Linked DNA regions of Mus musculus: all the other regions are linked to region 2. Evidence: chromatin loops called from intact Hi-C (ENCODE). Cell type or tissue: heart. All regions are shown on one strand.

Region 1 (5,000 bases), 100 kb before region 2:
AGGGTAATTAGCATGCATGTTCGTCACTTCTTTCTGGTGACACTTAGAATTCTCCCTTGTGCTGCTTTGAAATATGCAATGCATCTTTGTTAATTATTAATGTGATTATCTTACATGCAGAACAATAGTCTGGTAAAATTAAAGACCTATTCACGATAAGTTTTTCATTTAAGAAAAACCTGCAAAAATGTCAGACTTGTTGAAATGTTGAAAGTATCTCTTAGCAGCCAAGAAAATGAGGCTGGCTGTTACTAAGACTTCTTTTTAGCAGGGTACTAGATGTCCCAGCCAGTGTGGTCACATAGTTAGAATCAAATGGCATGGGGGTTAGAAAGGAAAAACAAAATGTATTGTTTGCACATGATACGATCATTTTGAAAAATCTAAAAGACTCTATGGATGAATCATCAGAATTAAGAAAGGGGATGTCTTGGTGCAAAGATATTGACTATCAAAATGCTAGTTAAAATTAGCAAAGACTATTTCAAAATATGTAAGATCTGTGCGGAGAAAAGGATGGAAAATTATAAAACTCGAGGGACCGAGCTAGGCAGAGAGGGTACTACTGCCTCTGTAGGTCAGAGGATTATGTAATGCAGAGTTTATAGCCCTTCCTAAATCGACGGCTAGATTATTGCAGTCTGAATAAAGAGAAGACTCAAGAGTTTGTGTCTGTGTTGCTGTGGACATAGCCGGTTTCTCCAACCGTAACGGAAGTGCAGGGGCCAGGATATTCTTAGAGTAAAACCAGGTGGGTGTATCAGCTACTCCTCTCGCGGCTGTCATCAAATACCTAGCAGGGAGAATCTTAAGAGAGTTTAGGGAACATGGTCCATTATGCTGGAAAGGCACGGAGGCAGTGACATCAGAGTCCTCAGCGGGCGGGGGGTGGGGGGGGAAGGGTGGCAGGGAAGGGAGTGTAGAGGGCTGCTGCAGTTCAGCATCCCTCTTTTTATTCTGTCTGCCCCACCCTCCACCTGCCACTCACAGGCAGGGCGAGCGCTCCTTCCCAGTTAAACCTCCTTGAAGCACCCTCACAAACACACTCAGAAGTATATCTCCTTGGTGATTCTAAATCCAGTCAAGTTGACAAAGAAAGTGAACCACCACAGCAGGCGACTGTGTTTACAGGCACAGACATGTTCTAAGCTGCAGTAACTAAGATGGTATGGTACTGGCACAATGATAGAGTGGCAGAGCCTACCTTAAATCACGTCAAGATGGGTGGTGGCATTCGGGGAAGGGCAAAAAGAGTTACATGGGATTTCCTCTCTTGTTCTTCTCCTTCCTTTCCTCAACCAATCCCAACATTTTTACTGAGTCTCTCCTTATAGACAGCTTGTGCTCAGTGTCTGGAGTAGGATGGCAGAAAGGAAATCCCTGGGTTTAGCCCTATGAACTCTCAGGATATGGCATTATAATCTCAAAAGAGCGGCTTGGTTTGAAGAGCGAAGCCAGGTTCAGATACCAGAGTGTGGGAGGCCCTCTGTGGAGAGGGGATGAGTCAGCCCAGAAGGCCAAGACCAGCCAAACCAGGTGAAGACCTGGGAACAGGTGTCTGAGGCAGAGGATGGGTGGCCAGGCCTGTGGCTGAGAAAAGTGCAGGGAGAAGAGGGGCGGGGCTTGCTGGAGCCTCACAATCGCCACAAGGACTTCAAGGGGACTCCACTGGGGAACTATTTGTGACAAATGGCCCTTGCCAGTTGAAGGTGGTCATGAGAGTAGAAACTGTTGGTCTGGGGGGTGCTTATAGGGAGGCAGGATGTGCTTGACTAAAACAGTTTTGAAGACTAAAACCACCCAACTGATCGTCTCGGCTGTGTCTCTTTACCCAGGAATGCACACAGTTCAGGGCCAGCTCCAGCTGTGGGGTAAAGGGAAGGGGCTGGGTTTTTGTTGATAATGTAATACTGGCTGGCAGAGCATGGAATCTCACCAGGCTGTTGGGAACATGGAAGGGAGCCTGCACGCGCGATTGGGGGATGAGGTTAGGGAATTGTGAATGGACTCGCATGTCATAATCAGAAGTTAGGTGTGTAGGAGGCCCTCCCCTGCCTCCCTCTCACAAGAACAGGAGAGACCTGGTTGAGCCTCCAAAGGACACAGTGTCCACTGGCTCTAGTTGCTAACAAACATGCCAGTTTCAGTCTTTTTTTTTTTTTTTTTTTTTTTTTTTGCGTTATGGCGTATCCTGGGAATGGCCACCCTAGCTATTCAAGTCCCTTGCTGGCTTCTAGGAGTCACTGAAATGCCAAGAATCCTCCAGATGGCTTGAGGACTTGAGGACATCAGTAACCTCAGACTCTCATTAGTGACCTCACTTACAGGTGGCTGATGGAAGCATTTGTGGTGGTGTGGAGGGCAGACATGGAGACCAGTGATTGAGTGGAGGAATGCCTCCAGTAGAGGGCGCCCTGGAGCTGAGTTTGGAGAGGCGCCTGTGGAGGCTAAGAGGAGGCAAGCTTTTGTGGGTGAAGTTTTGGGCTCTGAATTGGGCAACCAAGAAATAAGGGAAAGCCTTTTTGAGGGGGGACGGAGCTGAGACTCAGCAGTCAGGCAACGTGGATTTGAGTTCCAGGTCATACACTAGCTCGCTGTCCTGGCGTTCGACAAACACTGAGTTCATCATTTAAAGATGGTGTGTCTCAGTTTGGCTCATCCTGAGGACTTTAAAAGCAATGGTCTCTCAGGGTTGGGAGCATAAAATGAATCTTATTATTTCAAGAGCCTACGTAGTACTATGGCTGAGCCACATATTCAGAAAATGTTGGCTGAAAATGTCCCAACGTTGTTGCTGGGACTGCTGTGTGGTAAGAGAATGGAATGCTGTTCCGAAGTCCCTTTTTGGTACAAACAAGGAGATGGAGGGACAAAGAGAGCAACCACCCCACATTACATCAGTGAAAAACTGGAATTGCCAAACTGAGTCTCTAGGTTCTTCAGAACCATGGCTTGCCTTGCTCCCACGAGAATAGGAAGGGTGTTGGGAACCACCGGTAGAGTCCCCAGACACACAGTGCCTGTCCCCTCGGGGTCAGCTTCCCTGAGCCTGAATGGGAGCTTCCCAAGTGGCCAAGAGAAGACGTTACCAAGCGGAAGGTGCGGAGCACAGACAAGCTGCCCTTCTTGGATGTGCTCAGCTCCAGCAGGCTCACGGTGACGATGACACAGTCGAAGATGTTCCACTTCTTCTGGAAGTAGTAGTAGGGGTCGAAGGCAATGATCTTGAAGGCCATCTCCATTGTAAAAAACACAGTAAAGACCTGAGGGTGGGAACAAGTGTTCACTGCTGTGAGGTCTCTGCCCAGGGACATGAAGACAAGGGCAGCAAGAAAAATCTTGTTTGCAAGATAGCAAAGCATGCTGGGTGTGGTGGCACATGCTTGTAACTCCAGCCTGCAGGAAACTGAGGCAGGAGGATCTCAGGGTTGAAGCCAGGCTGGACTATACAACAAAATCCTGTCTGAAAACAACATTAAAGAAGAAGAAGGAGGAGGAGGAGAAGGTAGAGGAGGAGGAAGAGGTGGAGGAAAGGGAGGAGAAGGAAGAGAAAACGGAGGAGGAAGAAAACAGCAGATCCTCTTGTCTGTTCTTGAGCACTGTAGATGGGAATTTCTGAGCCACTGACATTCAGAGAAGACACAAAAGAACTCAGGTTTCCATTTCTTCTCTCTCTGCGTCTCTGTGTCTGTCTGTCTCTGTCTGTCTCTTTCTCTTTCTCTTTCTCTTTCTCTTTCTCCTTCTCTTTCTCTTTCTCTTTCTCTTTCTCTTTCTCTGTCTCTGTCTCTGTCTCTGTCTCTGTCTCTGTCTTTGTCTGTCTGTCTGTCTCGTGTATGTGCGTGCATGGATGTGTATCAGTCTATGTAGAGACCAGAGGTTGATACGGAATGCCTTCCTCAATCACTCTTTACCTTACACTTTTCAGCAGGGTCTCTCATTTGAACCCAGAGTTCCCCTATTCAGCTGCACTTCATAGCCAGCTTGCTCTGGGAATTTCCCATGTCAGCCTTCTGAGTGCTGGAATATTAGGTGGGCCAATCTGCTTGAACTTCCGTGGTTGCTGGGGTCTAAACTCCCTCCAGTCCTTGGGTATAGTAAGTTCTTTACCTGCTGAGGCATCCCCCCACCCCCCTGCATCTGCTCTTCCATTCCAGTGGTGGTGGGTACAGAGCAAGCGGTAACTGCTAGGATACACTTCACTATATAATTATGTCAACAAAAGTTACTCTGGTTCAGCAGCTACAATGTGTAGTAAGACTAAAGTAAAAATGCCAGCTCGGCCACATCCTAGCTTACATAAGCTTGAATAGGCAATGCACCCTTTTCATGCCTCTATTTCCTCATCTGTGTAATGGGTATAATGGGAGTAAGTGCTTGGGTAGTTCTCAGTTGGCAGTAAGTGACAAAAAAATAGCAGTGACTAAGATCAGTGATCTATGGTCTCTTAAGATTCCCTTTTGCATTGAAGGTTTTCAGTTGTCTTACCCAGGAGAGAACTCTGACCTTAAAGGTGATTAAACATCAGGCAACAAAAGCCAGCAAGGGAAGGAGGCAAGGGAGAGAGAGAGCGAAAGGACTGGGCTCAGGGCTTGGTCCTCCCAGGCTTTATCAAGGCCATGGAAGAGCCTGGAGACAGTGCTGGCCTCTTCCTGGCAGACAGAATGGAAGAGAGTGTTTGGGGCTTGCCCAAGCAAAGTCACATAGAACAGGCCAGTCTTCTGGATGTGTTGGTTGCATAGCATATGCATCTGTGCACGCCTTCTGTCCCCTGCCCTGTCCTCTACTCTTCAATGACCACACTGAAAACCATATCCAGGGACTGGGGAAATGGATCCACTGGCCAAGTACTGCCACAAATGCAGGAGGACCTGAGTTTAATTCCCCCAATCCCTGTACAAAGCCTGGCCTGGTGGAACACACCTGTAATCCCAGGGCTCAAAGTTGGAGGCAGGAGGATCCCTGGGGCTCACTGGCCAGCTAGCCTGGCTGAATGAATGAGA
Region 2 (5,000 bases):
GAAAACCCATCCAAGGTGTCGGGGATGGCGTGATGACCTGGCCCGGAACACGCTCTCAGTAAATGTTAGCTCTCCCTCCTCGAAGCTGCTTTGATTACTCCTTGTGTGTGAGGGACAGGATTGCCCACTGAATGACCCCAGAGGTTCTATCATGGTTGCCAGGCAACAGGCTACCTGAGCACTCTCTCTCTCCTCCTCTTCCATCAAGAGGGAGAGTGTATGGGACTTGAACTTTTCCTAAGACCTGGGGTGCTTGAAGCTGACATTCCAGGGCTGTTTCTGGCATAGCTGGCTCCTGAGCCTGGCTATTTATAAGACGAGTGCTTATCCGTGCCCCATAAACCACACAGATGGGCGGGCATGGCTCTTGGTGCTTGGCGGGAGGGGTGGGAGCATGGGGTTGGGATGCTCACACAACAGTTTGTGCTGTTAACTTTCAGCAGCCAGCCTACACCCTAAGATGCGTGCTACCTCTCCAGGTCACGTCCCCTGCTTTCTGGGTCTGACTGTGTTCTCTGCCATGATGTCAGCTGCTCTTGGGGTTTCAGACCCCTGTGCAGCGAACTCCTGCCCATACCTGACACTATATTCCTGCACCTGGCTGCAGATAGACACCTAGGACCTGGGATCTTGAACCAAACTGATTCAGCTAGGGGGTTTCTTCCGCTCTAATCATGAAAACAAAAGAAATGGGGAAAAACCATCACCATCGCCTCATTGCCTTGGTAACGTGTTTGGGTTTTTTTTTCCCCTTTAGATGATAGTTAATTAGTGTGTGTGTGTGTGTGTGTGTGTGTGTGTGTGTGTGTGTGTGTGTGTGAAGTGTACGTGCATGCCATTGAGCATTCACATGAGTGTGTGCCAGAGATCAGAGGAGAGACAAAGTGTCCTGCTCCATCATTCCTGGCTGCCTTCCCTTTCTACAGTGTCTCTCCCTAATCATGGAGCCAGGCCAGTGGCCAGCAAGCCCTGGTGACTCTCCTGTTTCTGCCCCTGTGCTGGGATTACAGGCAGGTGTGGCCATCCCCAGTATGTGTATATGTGCAGGCTCTGAACCACCTCTCCAGCTCCACCCACCCTGGGAGATTTCTACTGCCATTTGTCTTGCTACCAGTCCCAGGGCTAAGGGCCTCCTAGACTCTTCTTCTAAGGCAGCCAGCTGGTCCCAGCATCACAGACACACTACGTTGTCTCTGTGCCCTCCCTGGCTCAACCTTTCTTTTCCACCAGGGTCATTGTCACAAGTGTTTTTTCCTCCTCTCTGCCCATCCCATCCAGATCTTTTCTCTGCACCATTTGAACATCTTTAATGCCTCCCCATTACCAACTGGGTATAACTCAGTATATAACTGGGTATTTGAGTCTCTTCATGAATAGTTGTGTGTGTGTGTGTGTGTGTGTGTGTGTGTGTGTGTGTGTGTGTGTGTGCATTCTTGTGTACAGATGTGTATGTGTGGAACACCTGTATGGGTGCACATGAATGTAGAGGTCAGATGTCAACTCAGGTCCACCTTGTGTTTTAAGACAGAATCTCTCACTGGCCTAGAACTTGCCAAGCAGGCTGGCTGGCAAGTGAAGCCAGGTGTCCAGTATCTACTTCCCCAGCTCTGGGATCCAAAGCAAGTCACACCATACCTGGCCTTTTCTCATAGGCTCTGGGGCCTTAACATCCTCAGGCTTGCAACATGAAGAGGCTACTGACTGATTGGAGCCATCCCTCCAATCAGACGCTCCCTCCTGAGGTCCTGCTGCTGCCTCTGCTCTGCTCTTCTCTGCATCCCACGTGCAGTCGCTTGGGTGATTCAAACTGCTTTATCAACCCTAGCTTCCATGGCACTGCTGGGGGCTGTCTCCTCCACTGCAAACTCTGCCAAGCCACCCGTCTTGTCAAAACCCTCCCTGTCCATCAAGCTCACCCAGTTGTCGCTCTCCAGCGAAATCCTCCCCAGCCAACATCCTGAGAGCAGAGCTGAGCCCGGTTTCTGCATTTGTTACATTGTACTGTTTTATCGCCGTGCAAACACTTGTGTGACTCTCTTCCTAATTAGATGCTCTAAAGGCCAAGGGCCACTGGTTAGCAACTGTTACACAAAATGTGCCAGGTCTGTCCTCAGGATGTGACTGTGGACTAAGAAAAGCCAGATTTATCTGGAAGAAAAGACACAGATGACACATGGCAGGAGGCTTCCATGTCTGTACAGCGATTGATTGGGACATTCAGTGTGTCCCCACCCCAGAGGAAGGCACTCAGAGCATCGTTTTATTCTTCTGGACTACATCTGATTTCTCAGCCCTGGGATCACAAGCACATGACACTATCCCGGCTTTTTCACCAGGATTGTGGGGGTTGAACTCTCGTCCTTATGCTTACAAAGTGAACACTTGACTGGCTGAGCCATCTCTCCACCCAGCAGTCCCCTCCTAAGGCCCCTCTGCTATCCTGGTGCTTGCCCTGAGGGCGCCATCCCCGGGGAGGATTAGCTTCCAGCTCTCTTCAAGGCTTGAGTAATTCTCCCTTTCCTACCTGGGTCTCCTCCCTCAGCCTTCTGGCTGTGGAAGTACCAGGTTCCCCTATCAATGTGGGGCACTTAGAAAGATCGAGTTGGGTGTTTGCTGCCATCTAGTGAAGGAAATATGTGTAGTTCAACCTCAGGCTGGAGCTGGTGCTTGGCTCCAGAGGTGGCTCTAAAAACCCATTCAGGCCAGTGTAGGGGTGGATAGACACGTAAGGGGGACTGAAGAAAGAGTTGGGGTTTTCCAATAGACTCTCACTCGGTATATAAATTGAACTAATACATATGCCCATCAGTAGATGGCCAACACAAAACAAACTCAACGGTATTTTGTAGATTTTTCTAAAAAATTATATTGCTTTGTTCAGGCATTCTTTTCATCTTACTGATCTTTTATTTGTATAATATCTTTTCCAATTTTGTGTTTTTATGAGTTTTGTGTGTGTGCCCATGTATGTATGTGTGTGTGACAAGTGTGTGTGCATGTGTGGCACATGTGTGCATATGTGTGTGGCATGTGTGTGCATATGTGTGTGGCATGTGCGTGCATATGTGTGTGTGGCACATGTGCACATATGTGTGTGGCATGTGCGTGCATATGTGTGTGTGGCACATGTGTACATATGTGTGTGGCATGTGCGTGCATATGTGTGTGTGGCACATGTGTACATATGTGTGTGGCATGTGCGTGCATGTGTGTGTCTGTGTGGCACATGTGTACATATGTGTGTGGCATGTGCGTGCATATGTGTGTGTGGCACATGTGTACATATGTGTGTGGCATGTGCGTGCACCTGCACATGTGCATTTACCTGTTTCCTTGTATATTTCATTTTCATTTTTTGTCTTCTTTTTTATTTGCCTGTTTGAGAGAGAGACAGACAGACAGACAGACAGACAGAGGGTTTGAATGAGTGAGAAGGTTATGAGAATCTGGGAGAAGATAAGAAAGGGCAACGTGTAGCCAGAATATATTGTAGGAAAAAATTACTTTTGATTAAGGAGATCTATAAGGTCCCCCCCAGAATAACTTCTACACAAGGATCTATAAGGGCAGGAGTTATTTAGCCTGCCCCATCTGTTACCACCCACACTGGACGGAGAGAATTCACTGTGACTTTTAAACTGGCAGCTCCCTCAAGATCTTTACAGTCCTGCATGGAACTCTTCATGGCTCATCTCAAAAGGTCCCTGGTCCCACAAGCACCTCCTGCCTCTTCCTATGAAAGTACCAGGGGTTACTCTGTGTCTCTCACTGTGATAAATGCCGTAACCAAAACAACTCGGGGAGGAAAGGGTTTATTTCAGCTTATACTTCCAGGTAGCAATCCATGACTGAAGGGGGTGAAGGCAGGAACCTGGAGGTAGGGGTGGAATCAGAGACATCGGAGGAGTGCTATCTGTTGGCTTACTTTCTTCTGGCTCATGCTTGACTAGCTTTTTATACACCCAGGCCCTCCTTCCTAGGAATGGTGCCGCCCACAGTGGGCTGGGCCCTCCCACGTCAATCATGATCCAGACAGTCCTTCACAGATGCGGCTACAGAGCAATCCGAGGGAGACAATTCTTCAACCAAAGTTCCCTTTTCCAAAGTAACGTTAGGCGCATCAAGTCAGCTATAAAAATGAGCCAGCACACCCAGTCTCTCTGGGGAGCTGGGATTGCCGGTGGGCTGCTGCCCAGATGTGAGTTCCACGTTCTGATATTACCCAGCCACGTTGCCAACCAAGCCATCCCCAGCCCTGCTCTAACTCTCCGGGTGCTTTACCCAGAGTCAAGCAGACTTCTTGCTGGATCCGGGAAATGGCGTCTGGAGCCAGACCAGGCTGGCTCTGGAACATTGAATATACCTATTTCTTCCCATCTCGTCCTTAAATAATTTCTGTGTTTGTAGGTTGGAACCCATTATAGTGGGGACATTCACGTCACAGAAATCTGTGACACAAGGCCTCCTCCTCCCAAAGAGCCAACTGCTAACCACCTTCCTGACAAATGACTGGCTCCTGGCTACATCAAACTGCCACACACACAAGCACCAACCAAGAGCTCACACAACCACCAAGCAAGAGGACATCTTCTGCCCTGCTCCCTGCCCCACCCCACCCCCACCCCACCCCTGTCTCAATGAAATGGAAACTAGAGATTTCTTTTATGTATTTATTTGTCAAACACCTAGGACAGAGATCAGAGCTTCTGAAAGTTGGGGTGCTGACAAGTCAGAGTCATGCTTTCAGGTTTGAGCCATACACCCAAATCCGCAGCACTGGTAGAAACACCTGCAACAAAGCTATTTACTTATGGCAGGGTTTTGACTTCTCACTTAACATGCAAAGGAGCTACATGTGGCAGGTCACATACTTAAAACTGAACAGACATGTGACCTTTCCTTCTCGTTTCTTTACATAATTTGAACTGTCCTTCAGGCCTTCCGTTACTGTGGATGTCCTTGGCAGTCCTTTCTAACATGTTCCGACGTTCAATCTTTCC
Region 3 (5,000 bases), 170 kb before region 2:
GCAGGTTTCTCAGCAGAGGACACCACAGGGTGTCACCAGTGGCCTGCCTGGTGCACCCCCTCAGCTGAAGGGCTTTCTAAGTCTGCACAGGCCCTATCTACAGCAGAGTCCAGCTACTTGGGAGACGCGTGCTATGACCCAGCTGCTCTCCCTTCCCGGCCCTTAGCTTCATCATCTGCAGAATGGTTGTGACTGAGGTCCCCACTGTGGGCTGATGCGGGACGCTCTGGGAGATGAACCCTACGAAGTGCCTGGTGAGGTCTGGTCTATGGAAAGCACTCAGTGCCTTTTAGTTATTTTTAGAACCATTACTGAGGATAAATTCCCAATTCACAAGAAGAGCTTGCAAACGTCGTCCCCACCCCCCCCCCCCGTGACTGTGGCCTCCGCTTCTCCTCACAACATGGGACCCAATGGATCGCTCAACTAACTGTTGGTTTATCCCTCTGTATTTTGTACTGATTGGTTGATGACTGAACTACACTATCCTCACCAGGAAAACTCCTGTTCATGCTTCAAAACCCAGACGGAAGGATATCTGGCTAGAACAATACTCTTGACTCTCTTAATCAAAACTGCGACCTCTTCTGTGTTTCTGGGGAGACACCTCTGCCATTGCACTCTTCCAAAAGCTTTCTCAAGGACAGGAACGCGTCTCCTGTGAAAGGAACTGTGGTTTTTTCACTGCTGCAGGTTGCCCCTAGGAGTCTCTTCTTTGTGGATTGCCTGGGCACCAGCCTCCTCCACTCCCCCATCCCCAGCTGTCTCTGGTACTTCCCACTGTTCTTCCATGCTTGCTCTTCATGCCAAGTGAGTCAACCCTGGAATTCTTCCAGAGGAGCTCTGATGGCCACCACACACAGGGACTAGGCTCTCTAGAGGATGACAGCTGTCTATGCTACACCAGGCTTTGAAAATGGGTTCTTAGCACCTGAGGCCACTCTTCTCTCTCTATTTAGACCTTCTTTGGTCAGTTCTGGGCCAATTTGGCCCCCAAGAAATAGATTCCAAGGGACTTTTACCCTGAGAGTTCTCCCCAGTCCAATGATTCTGTGTGACCTTGGATAAGTTCTTGACCCCCCATGGGCCTCATTACATGTGGTGGTAGTGAAAGTTTCAGAACCTTCAACATTCTAGCAAAGACCTAGTTAGTGTCCCATGTCCCAGCTGTCTCTTGCTTCTGCGGCAGCAGCCTGTCCCGCCTTTAGTTCACTCTCCTCTGTATTACCATCTTTTCTGTGCACACAGCCAACTCTAAGTGGGAAGGGACAGGTAGAGAAGTGGAGGGGTGGTCGAGGGCTGGGCTGCGCCGGGGCCTTAGTTCTGAAAGACAGTGAATCTACAGAAGGTCTGGGGTTCATGGAGGTCCTGTTCTGTGCCTCTCTAGATGGTGCATGGGGGTCACAGCTGTAAGGGGCAGCTCAGGGTCCCAAGGGCACACTGATCCCACGGTCCCACTAGACTGAAGTCGCTACGGAGACAAGAGTGAGTTCCATGGCTGATCTTTGTAAGCTGCCCTCCAACAGGTGTTTGGAAGGCCTGCCTACAGCCAGGCCGCATCCTGAGCATTTCCTCCCATCATGAGCACCAAGGCTGCTAGTCCCCACCATGTCACTGTCCCCACCAATACTCAGACAAAGCTAGGCACCTTCACTTCCTCTCAGGGCACCTCCAAAGACGATCAAATACCGCAGAGGTCCGGGACCTCCTCTCTCTCCTGTCCGGGTGCGCGAGTCTGTACAGGTCAAAGCAAGGAGGGCAGAGAATTCTCCCGAATTTCCATGTCCAGAGACCTCTCCCCTCTCAGAGCGCATAGACACAGGAGGAGATGCGACCGCTTCAAGGCGACAACAGGGCACCAAGATCTTGGCGTGGTGGGAGCTCCCAAAGACAAGGCACACTCGCAGATCTGACCCCCAATAGAGCGCACAGATTCCTTCCTAGGGTGCAGAGATCTCGTCTAACCCAGGGCATAGCCCAGGTGCCTGGTTCCTCCACCCCCGGGGCCCAGGGAAAAGAAGCGCTCGGCCTGCTCCCTAGCCCTGGTCAGTGCCCGCTCAGCCCTTTCACCCCCAGCTCTCAAGAGCTACATTCTCCGCGCGCCTTGTCGCTGCTCTGACCTTGGGGTCTCCGGCCTCGGGAATCCGGGTCCCAATCTCAGCCCCTCGGCGAGCCTGCGCCAGCGATGGTCCCGGAGCCGGGGCCGAATCTCCCCATCCCCCGGCCCTCGACAGCGCACGGGGAACCCGGAAGGAGAGGGGACGGGAGGAGACCCGCGGCGATCAGAGAGGACCAGGGGAACCCCGGCCCGGGCCACCTGCGCCTCTCCCGCCCCTCCCCCCTCGGGGATAGTGGCTGCGGGGGCTGGGGACCCGGCCGGGGGGCTCCGGGCCATCGGGGAGGAAAGTTGGGCGGCGGCGGCGGACAGAGGGGAGCGGGGGACTGCGGGACACGGGGGATGATCGCTCACCTGCTAGTCCCCGGCCCGCGCCTAGGGGTGGGCGGCTGCAGCGCGGCGCGGGCTCGGTTCGGCGTAGGGCTTGGGGCAGCGGGCGCAGGCTCAGCGGCCCCGGGGGCGCGATCCCCACATCCCACGGGCGCCGCCGCCGTCTCGGCTCCGCCGCTCCGCTCGGGCTCCCGGGCTCGGCGGGCGGCGCGGGCTCGGGCTGGGGGCGGGGTCGGGGGCGGGCCCCGCCTGGGCTCGGCCTGGGGCTCCGGGGCCCCGGGCTGGCTCCGCCCCAGAGCGACGCGCCCGGGGCTCCGCACGTGGCGCTGCGCCCGCCTGGCTCGCGAGGAGAGCCACCCTGCCCGGCGGGGCGCACGCCCACCACTCTGACCCCGGGCGCGCCCTGCTGGAGACGGCCGCCCACGCGGACACGGACAGACAGACAAGCGGACGCACGCCGACCTGCGGACGCCTCGCTACAGAGAGCCACCCACGCAGACCTGGACCGGCACACACGGACAAACGTTGGCACACACACTGCCCAAACCAGAGTATACAGACACACCCCTCCTCGATGATCTGGGGACCCTACCCCAGACACCTCATTTATCCACGTGCATGGACATGGGCATGACCTGACATCCATGCTGAGACACACTGACACACATGCACACAGGGATACAGACACCGACGCACAGATATGCACATGAACATTAGCCACCATTGACATACGCTGGCATTGAGGAACACATACTGATAAACCTAATGATACCACGTGACTTAGAGACACATCCATTGACACACTGACACCGGGACACTTAGAACCACATTTCTAGAGACACAATGACAGTACAGAAACCCATGCATTGCAGATTTTTATGTGGACATGCTGACACATGAGAGCAGACTGAAATCAAACACACCGCCAGACTCTGTATTAAACACAAGCAGCAAACCCATAGACACGAGCATCTCCGTACACTCACCTTGTGAGCTGTGTTCAGCCTTTTAGTTGAACCACAGAGGGATACCAAGTCCTACACTGACAGGACTGTCCAACAAGGATACTGTCCGGAACACTCATACACTTGGACAGACAGCCGTGTACATGTAGGTACAGATTCATACATTCGCATACCGACAGCCAGACCCACAAGGGAAAGGCACGGGGCCAGTGGGAGTACATCTCCCATAGTTAAACACGAGAGGCTACTTCCATTGGCTATTGTGAAGGACAGCGCCTCAGAGTCTAGGGCTATCGCAGGAACACAGAAGTACACACACACACACACACACACACACACACACACACACACACTTTGTCCTTTTCCCCGGGAGTTATCCTTCTCGGCAGCGTTGTCAGGCTGCTAGAAACACACACTCTGGGAAGGTAAAGCTGGTGCTGGCTTTCAAAGGGTGCTGGGGTTCTGGGTTTGGGAGCCAGGATATGCATGGGTCATACATGTACTTGCACGCGTGCTTACACACACACATGCGCGCGCGCGTACATACACACACACACACACAGAGCGCGCGCACGCACACACAGAGCGCACACACACTCACACATACCCACACTCATGTGCACACATACACTCGCAAGCATGCACACACGCATGCTCACGCACACACGCATGTGAGCACACACATACCAGAGGCAGACTTGTTTTGTTTTGAGACAGAGTCTCACCATGTATCTCTGGGTCACCTGGAATTTGCTGTATGGATCAGGCTGGTCTTAAGTTTACAGCGACCTGCCTGTCTTTGCCTCACAAGTCCTGAAACGGTATGTACCATCATGGTCTGCCCAGCAACTTCTTTATTGGGATTTTGAAGAGGTGGCTGTGGGCCAGTGGTGTTGTCCATTTGAGACTTGAGTGTGGGGCTCCAGGAATTTCTGACGCCTTGGAGGATATATAAAAAGTCAGTATACAGTGTTGTTCCAGACTCTGAATGGGATGAACTCGGGAGGGTCTGACAGAGGAACCACATTACCACTCAGCGGCTGGCCTCTAGCTCCTGTCAGGCCTGAGGTTGGCCAGCAGCTCCCACTAGTGGTCAACATGAGAAGTGCATCCAACGATCCCGTTGCAGATCTCCCCCTGTGGGACTCACCTTAGCCCAGCTGAAGCCCACACCCATCAGGCAGGAGGCAAATCAAAGACCAGAGGACCCACCCTCCCCTGAATCTTTAACCACCAGCCTCCGGATTCAGAATTCAGATTCAGACCTGTAAATGGCCTTTCTGAATGGAGAGAGGCTGAAAGTAAAGGTACTGGGACTTAGAGGGAAAGTCCTCCTTACTCTTTATTCTGAGCAGTTCTAATCCTTTCTCCTCAGTGCTCTGCCGGGGGATGTTGACCAGAGCGGTGGGCTACACAGAGCATCAATACACTAGGCTTAAGCTCCTTTCCTCCCCCCACCCCCCCGTGTGTGTGTGTGTGTGTGTGTGTGTGTGTGTGTGTGTGTGTATGTGTGTGTGTGTGTGTGTAAAGCTTGTGAAAGGAGAAATGAAAACCCATACCCACTGGAGATTCAATCATGAACACACAAC
Region 4 (5,000 bases), 290 kb before region 2:
GAGAGTCCAGATAAGGGAAGCAAACCTGAAGATTTGGGTTTGAACGTTGTAAATGATCCAAGGAGTGTGCTGGTGGTAACTCGAGCAGTGTCTGAAGCTCCAGATTTCTGCCAGTTACTCCCATGGAGGGAGAAAATTGGAAACCTGGCCCAGGAGTCTGGAGGCATCCTGGTAGGAAAGGAATCGTCTTCCTGAGAACTAGGGAATGTTTGTCCCTTTCCGCATCTACCTACTTCCTGAGCAGTTCCCTGCAGGTGGAGGCTCTATTCCGTTTGAACAGTTGTAGTGACACAGGGCTGACCGACACACTCCTGTTGACTTCCCCCTCCTGGGTGTCATCTGTGCCTCCTCCCCCCCCCCCTCGTCCTTGTAGGTGTGCATGGATCCCATGGTTTTCAAACTACCCTGTTTTCTTTTTCTCTTCCATGTAATTGCCATTTAACGGCGTGGTCTCTCAGTGTGTCTGGGCAATTTTATTTTTGGTCTGACTTTCTTCCTCTCCTCCTTGTCTTACTGGACATGGTGTCTGTCACTAAATGCATTTATCTTAACGTCACTCAAGACACGATAGCTATGACACTGCAAGCAGCAGGCTAAGTCTATTCTTTTTTGCCAACTTCTTCTGAAACTGGGGTGGCTTTGCAGCTATGACGGGTACCGGGTTTCTGTCACTGAGAGGGGAGGAAGGAGGCACTCTGACCAGTGTTTAGGAAACGACCAACTTACATGGAGTCCATCTTCTAGCTGTTATATGTGTTGTATTTTCTACTCACTTCCAGTCGGTCAGTTTCCAGTTTTTGTTAGCCTTGACAAGGGTTCAGGGTTCCTGAGTGTTTTAATGGCGACAGCGATCTCCTTTGTAAAGCACTTGTATGCCAAATCTTCTGTGAAAAGGTTTGTTGCTGATGTACTGATATTAAAAGCTTGGTTCCTGTTAAGCCACGGCAAGCCTTTGTCCGCGGTCATTGTGTTGAACTTCGTTTCTCCATGTTGACCTCTAACGCCCTAATCTTGCTGGAGCCCACGGTGTCCACTCTGCCACTGCAAAACCTGGCTTCTGAATGACATCCACTTCAAAAAATAGGTTTTTTAAAAAATAGGTCTTGATGATTTTGAAATCTTTTTTTGTTGTTGTTGTTTTGAGCAGGGTCTCATATGGCCCAGGCTGGCCTTCAACTGCTACTCCTCCCCCCACCTCAAGGTTCTGGGATTATAACTATGCACCATCATACCCGCACCCCCTTTGGAATCAGGGTCTCACTATATAGCCCTGGATGGCCCCAAACTCAAACTCACAATTATCTCCTGCCTGTTGGTATCCTCCCCTCCCCTCCCCTCCCCTCCCCTCCCCTCCCCTCCCCTCCCCTCCCCTCCCCTCCCCTCCCCTCCCCTCCCCTTCCCTCTTCTTCCCCTCTCCCTCCTCCTCCCCTCTCCCTCTCCCTCTCTCTCTCTCTCTCTCTCTCTCTGTCTCACCATATCAGTCTGCTGTCGGTACAGTCCTGTGAGGGGCATTTGGGGATTGCTGGTGCTGTTTTAGAAATGAGGAAAGGAGCCTGGTTGTGTTATAGTTTATGACATAAGTTATAGCTTATGACAAAGTGGACCCTGAGTAGGTGTCTGTCTGGTCAGCAGCCTCATGCTTCAGTGCATGAGTTCCAGGGACATTGTCTGGCGGTAACTTTCCTGAAAGTAAATGCTTATGTGTTTTGCTGAGCTACCTATAAGGAAAAGAACCCTAAGTTATTTTAAGATTATTTATGTCTCAAGTTTTTTGTTGTTTTTGTTTGTTTGTTTGTTTTGTTTTGAGACAGGGTTTCTCTGGGTGACCATAGCTGTCCTGGAACTCACTTTGTAGACCAAGCTGGCCTTAAACTCAGAGATCCGCCTGCTTCTGCCTCCCAAGTGCTGGGATTAAAGGCTTGCGCCACCACTGCCTGGCTCTAAGTCCCAAAGTTAAGGAACAGACACTGGGTTATTTAATTTTCAAGCAGGCACAGTGTCTTTTGCGTGTGCTGAGAAAAAAGTAGACTAACTCAGACAAGGCTCCTCAGAAAATGAAAGTAGATTTTGTTTTCTATTTACCCGTGGGGAGGTCTTGGCCAGAAGAGTCACATGTTGTGGCTGTGAATTGGATCTCTGTCAAGGACTGATGTACAGCTGAGGGATAGGCTGGTGCCCAGCATCCCTGATGCCCTCTGGACTGCAGCACTGGGAATCCTCAAACTGTCATGAGTCTAAAACCCCAAAACTGTAAAACGGCACGGAAGCAAGTAAAGCCGGGAAGTGGGGTGTCAGTTATGGGTACTTTTCCTGGAAGTGAGGGGACTCGGTTAGCAGTTCTGATGGTCATACCGTATGATGACCAGGTAGTTATTTGTGAAAAATGACCATTTGTTTGCGGACAGGGAGCTCACAAGAGAGACATAGGCAAGAGAATGGTATAGAAGGATCCCAGGGTTTTCATGCTGTGTTGCAGTGGCATGGAAAGCCCACTAGGTGGTGCCAGGACTTGGCTTACCAGCCACTGTGGGATGTTTGCAGCTCGTTTCCTACCGCCTTTTGAGTGTGGCTCCATCGTAGTTATGTCCTTAGTTTTGGTTCCTGAGCCCTTACTGTTATTATTTATCATGTTTCAGTATCTGGCCACATGCCGTGGCAGTCGGCTCTCCTGCAGATAGTGTGCTTCAGGGTTTTGTGCCCTCCTCTTTCCTTTGTAATGAGATTCGTAGTCCGGGCTGGCCTCGAGCTCTTAAGTGTATAGCCAAGGATGGCCTAGAGCTTATGGCCCTCCTGCCTTCACCTGGATGCCAGGATTCCTAGCTGCACCACCTTTTTACCGTGCTTCGGGTCAGTGCTAGGCCTGGGACCCAGAGCATCTGCTGGGGTTCTGTGACCCGAGTGTGAACACCAGCTTACCTTCTCATCCCTTTGCTTCGATGGTCTCACGTCCTCGTGCACAGCTCACCCCTGGGAGCGAGATCTCGAACCTGTGAGCAGTGTGGTTTCATAAGCCCTGCTCTGCCCTGACCAACCAACCACTTTCCGTATGTTCAAAGGCATTGTTGTAGATCCTGTGGCAGGGTCTTCCCTGAAGTCCTGTAGCTGGCTGTGGTAATGTGTGACAGACAGACCATGGAATTCTGGGCTATGTGCAATGCAGATAGGAGTTTGTAAAAATCAGGGAAAACCTCTTTTTTGGCTTGCATCTCGCTGCCTTATTTGGGCTTCTGACAGGGAATCTCATCTACAGCTAGAACTGTCTGACAGGAGAGTAACCGACTGACGGCAGCAAAGGCCTGCTCTGGGCACTTCGAGCATGCCCAGTTGGGTCTTGTCATTTTATCGGGGGCCATTAAGCAAATGGACATCCCGCTTTTGTTTTTTAGACAACAGATGGAGGCTTTTAAGCATATTGGAAGGACATTTGAAGAGGCTTCTTAATCCTGTTATTTCATTAATACGGCCAACCTACAGAGCGGCTTGTTTCTCTGCCTCTGCCTTCCTCATTGTGTGGCTACTTTCCTAAAGTGTCTGATTTGACGGCATAATTTAGAAGTTCAATGTTTGGTAATCCAGGAGCATTTGGAACTAAACAAAAGCAGTTGCATGTGAGCGACGATCGAGGTCATCTAGAAAGTTCTGTTGCTACTGTGTCTGGCTGCAGCTTCAAGGGCTGTCTGTTGTTTCTTGGGGCGTTTGGGCTGTTTTTACTGTAAGAGCTGGGAGTGCTGAAGCCAGCAGTTCTGACTTCTATGTTTAGAGCGTTAGGAGTTCTGATTAGCCAATGAGGAGGAAATGACAGTCCCCTTTCCCACTGGAAGTTCAGTGCTTGCTTGTGGCACCCCTTTGTCCTCCGTCCTGTGGACATACTGTGACCCCTGCCCTTTGGGGTAACATTATGGTTTTTTGTCGTTATTTTGCTCCTTTTGAGACGGAGTTTCTTTGTGTAGCCCTGGCTATCCTGGCCACCCTGTAGACCAGGCTGGCCTTGAACTCAGAGATCCACCTGCTTTTTCCTCCAGGGTCCTGGGATTAAAGCCTGGAGCCACCGCTTACAGAGGTAACAGTATTTTAAAGACTGGTTAGAACTGGTCAGTACTTACGAGTTGTTTGAATGTCTTTCCTTTTCCTTGGCAGTTGGTTGAATGCTACACTGAGGCCTTTCACAGGCCGTTTCCTGTATGGCATCTACAGAGGTGTGGGAGCAAAACCTGGGAAGTGTCGGCACAGCCCAGTGCGCTAATCGGACTCCTCTGTTTTTAGGTGATTGGTGAGGACAACGTGGCCGTCCCCTCGCACCTTTACAAGGTGATCCTGGCTCGCAGAAGCCCGGAATCTACGGAGCCGCTGGCGCTGGGGGCCTTTGTGGTGCCAAATAAAGCCATTGGGTTCCAGTCCCAGTTATCCGAGTTCCAGGTGAGCCTCCATGACCTGGAGAAGATGTCAGGTCTGGTGTTTTTCCCCCGTCTGGATAGAAGCAGGGACATCCGGAATATTTGCTCTGTGGACACCTGCAAGCTCCTGGGTTTCCAGGAATTCACTCTGTACCTGAGCACGAGGAAGATTGATGGAGCCCGGTCTGTGGCCAGACTGGAGAAGGTTCTGGAAGCTTTGAAGAGCTCAGGGGTGGAACCTGACGATTACTTCCTGAGTCGCTATGAGAAAAAGCTGGAGGAACTGAAGGCTAAGGAGCAAAAGGACGCCCAGCTGGAAAAGCAGTCCTAGTGTCTGTCTCGGTGTGCACTGAGCACCTGTGACCAACAGGTTTATTTTCAAGAAATGATGGAATTCTGACCAAAATCCTCCAAAGACTCGGGGCTCAAAACTCAGTGTCGTCCTTCTCTGGGATCCGAGGTGGCTGAGATGGTTTTAAAACTCTGCTCTCACGTGCTCCTTCCCTCATGACCCTGAAGTCCTCCCATCTGTCTGTGTTGGAGAATCCAGTGACTGTTCTTCCTCTGTGCAAACCCTGCTGTCCCATCTTACCTGTGGGCAAGATG

What was found. Hi-C counts contacts between places; a loop is a spot of excess contacts. Peaks named below come from ENCODE experiments on the same cell type or tissue, not always from the same donor. Only the 100,000 strongest peaks of a DNase experiment are listed, where the experiment ranks them.
Region 1: a loop joins it to region 2, with 8 times the contacts of the local background. A loop is called at or near these places in 23 of 42 quality-filtered maps.
Region 3: it touches region 2 in a loop (4-fold over the local background); 5 of 42 quality-filtered maps call a loop at or near these places.
Region 4: it touches region 2 in a loop (8-fold over the local background); 22 of 42 quality-filtered maps call a loop at or near these places.

The regions. Positions count from the first base shown.
Region 1 is chr9:119,644,949-119,649,948 of GRCm38, forward strand. Scn10a (sodium channel, voltage-gated, type X, alpha) reads right to left here. Exons shown (of 28, transcript NM_009134.3): 15 at 3,090-3,263. Among named protein-coding and RNA genes, the nearest start is that of Scn10a, 72 kb to the right of the region's middle. In heart, a CTCF peak has its summit at 2,395 (motif pointing right); no DNase peak of the experiment used is centred here; H3K27ac peaks cover 171 bases.
Region 2 is chr9:119,749,103-119,754,102 of GRCm38, forward strand. It overlaps Scn11a (sodium channel, voltage-gated, type XI, alpha), which reads right to left. Exons shown (of 27, transcript NM_011887.3): 27 at 4,661-5,000. All of the region lies in intron 2 of Gm33701 (a long non-coding RNA gene), which reads left to right. Among named protein-coding and RNA genes, the nearest start is that of Gm33701, 7.4 kb to the left of the region's middle. In heart, a CTCF peak has its summit at 2,622 (motif pointing left); no DNase peak of the experiment used is centred here; H3K27me3 peaks cover 1,013 bases.
Region 3 is chr9:119,576,379-119,581,378 of GRCm38, forward strand. It overlaps a transcript of Scn5a not described here. Among named protein-coding and RNA genes, the nearest start is that of Scn5a, 16 kb to the left of the region's middle. In heart, no CTCF peak of the experiment used is centred here; DNase peaks (open chromatin) are centred at 833, 2,783 and 4,493; H3K4me3 peaks cover 2,576 bases; H3K27ac peaks cover 1,854 bases; H3K27me3 peaks cover 4,755 bases.
Region 4 is chr9:119,458,113-119,463,112 of GRCm38, forward strand. Exog (endo/exonuclease (5'-3'), endonuclease G-like) reads left to right here. Exons shown (of 6, transcript NM_172456.4): 6 at 4,264-5,000. The coding sequence ends at 4,725. Among named protein-coding and RNA genes, the nearest start is that of Exog, 16 kb to the left of the region's middle. In heart, no CTCF peak of the experiment used is centred here; a DNase peak (open chromatin) is centred at 2,389.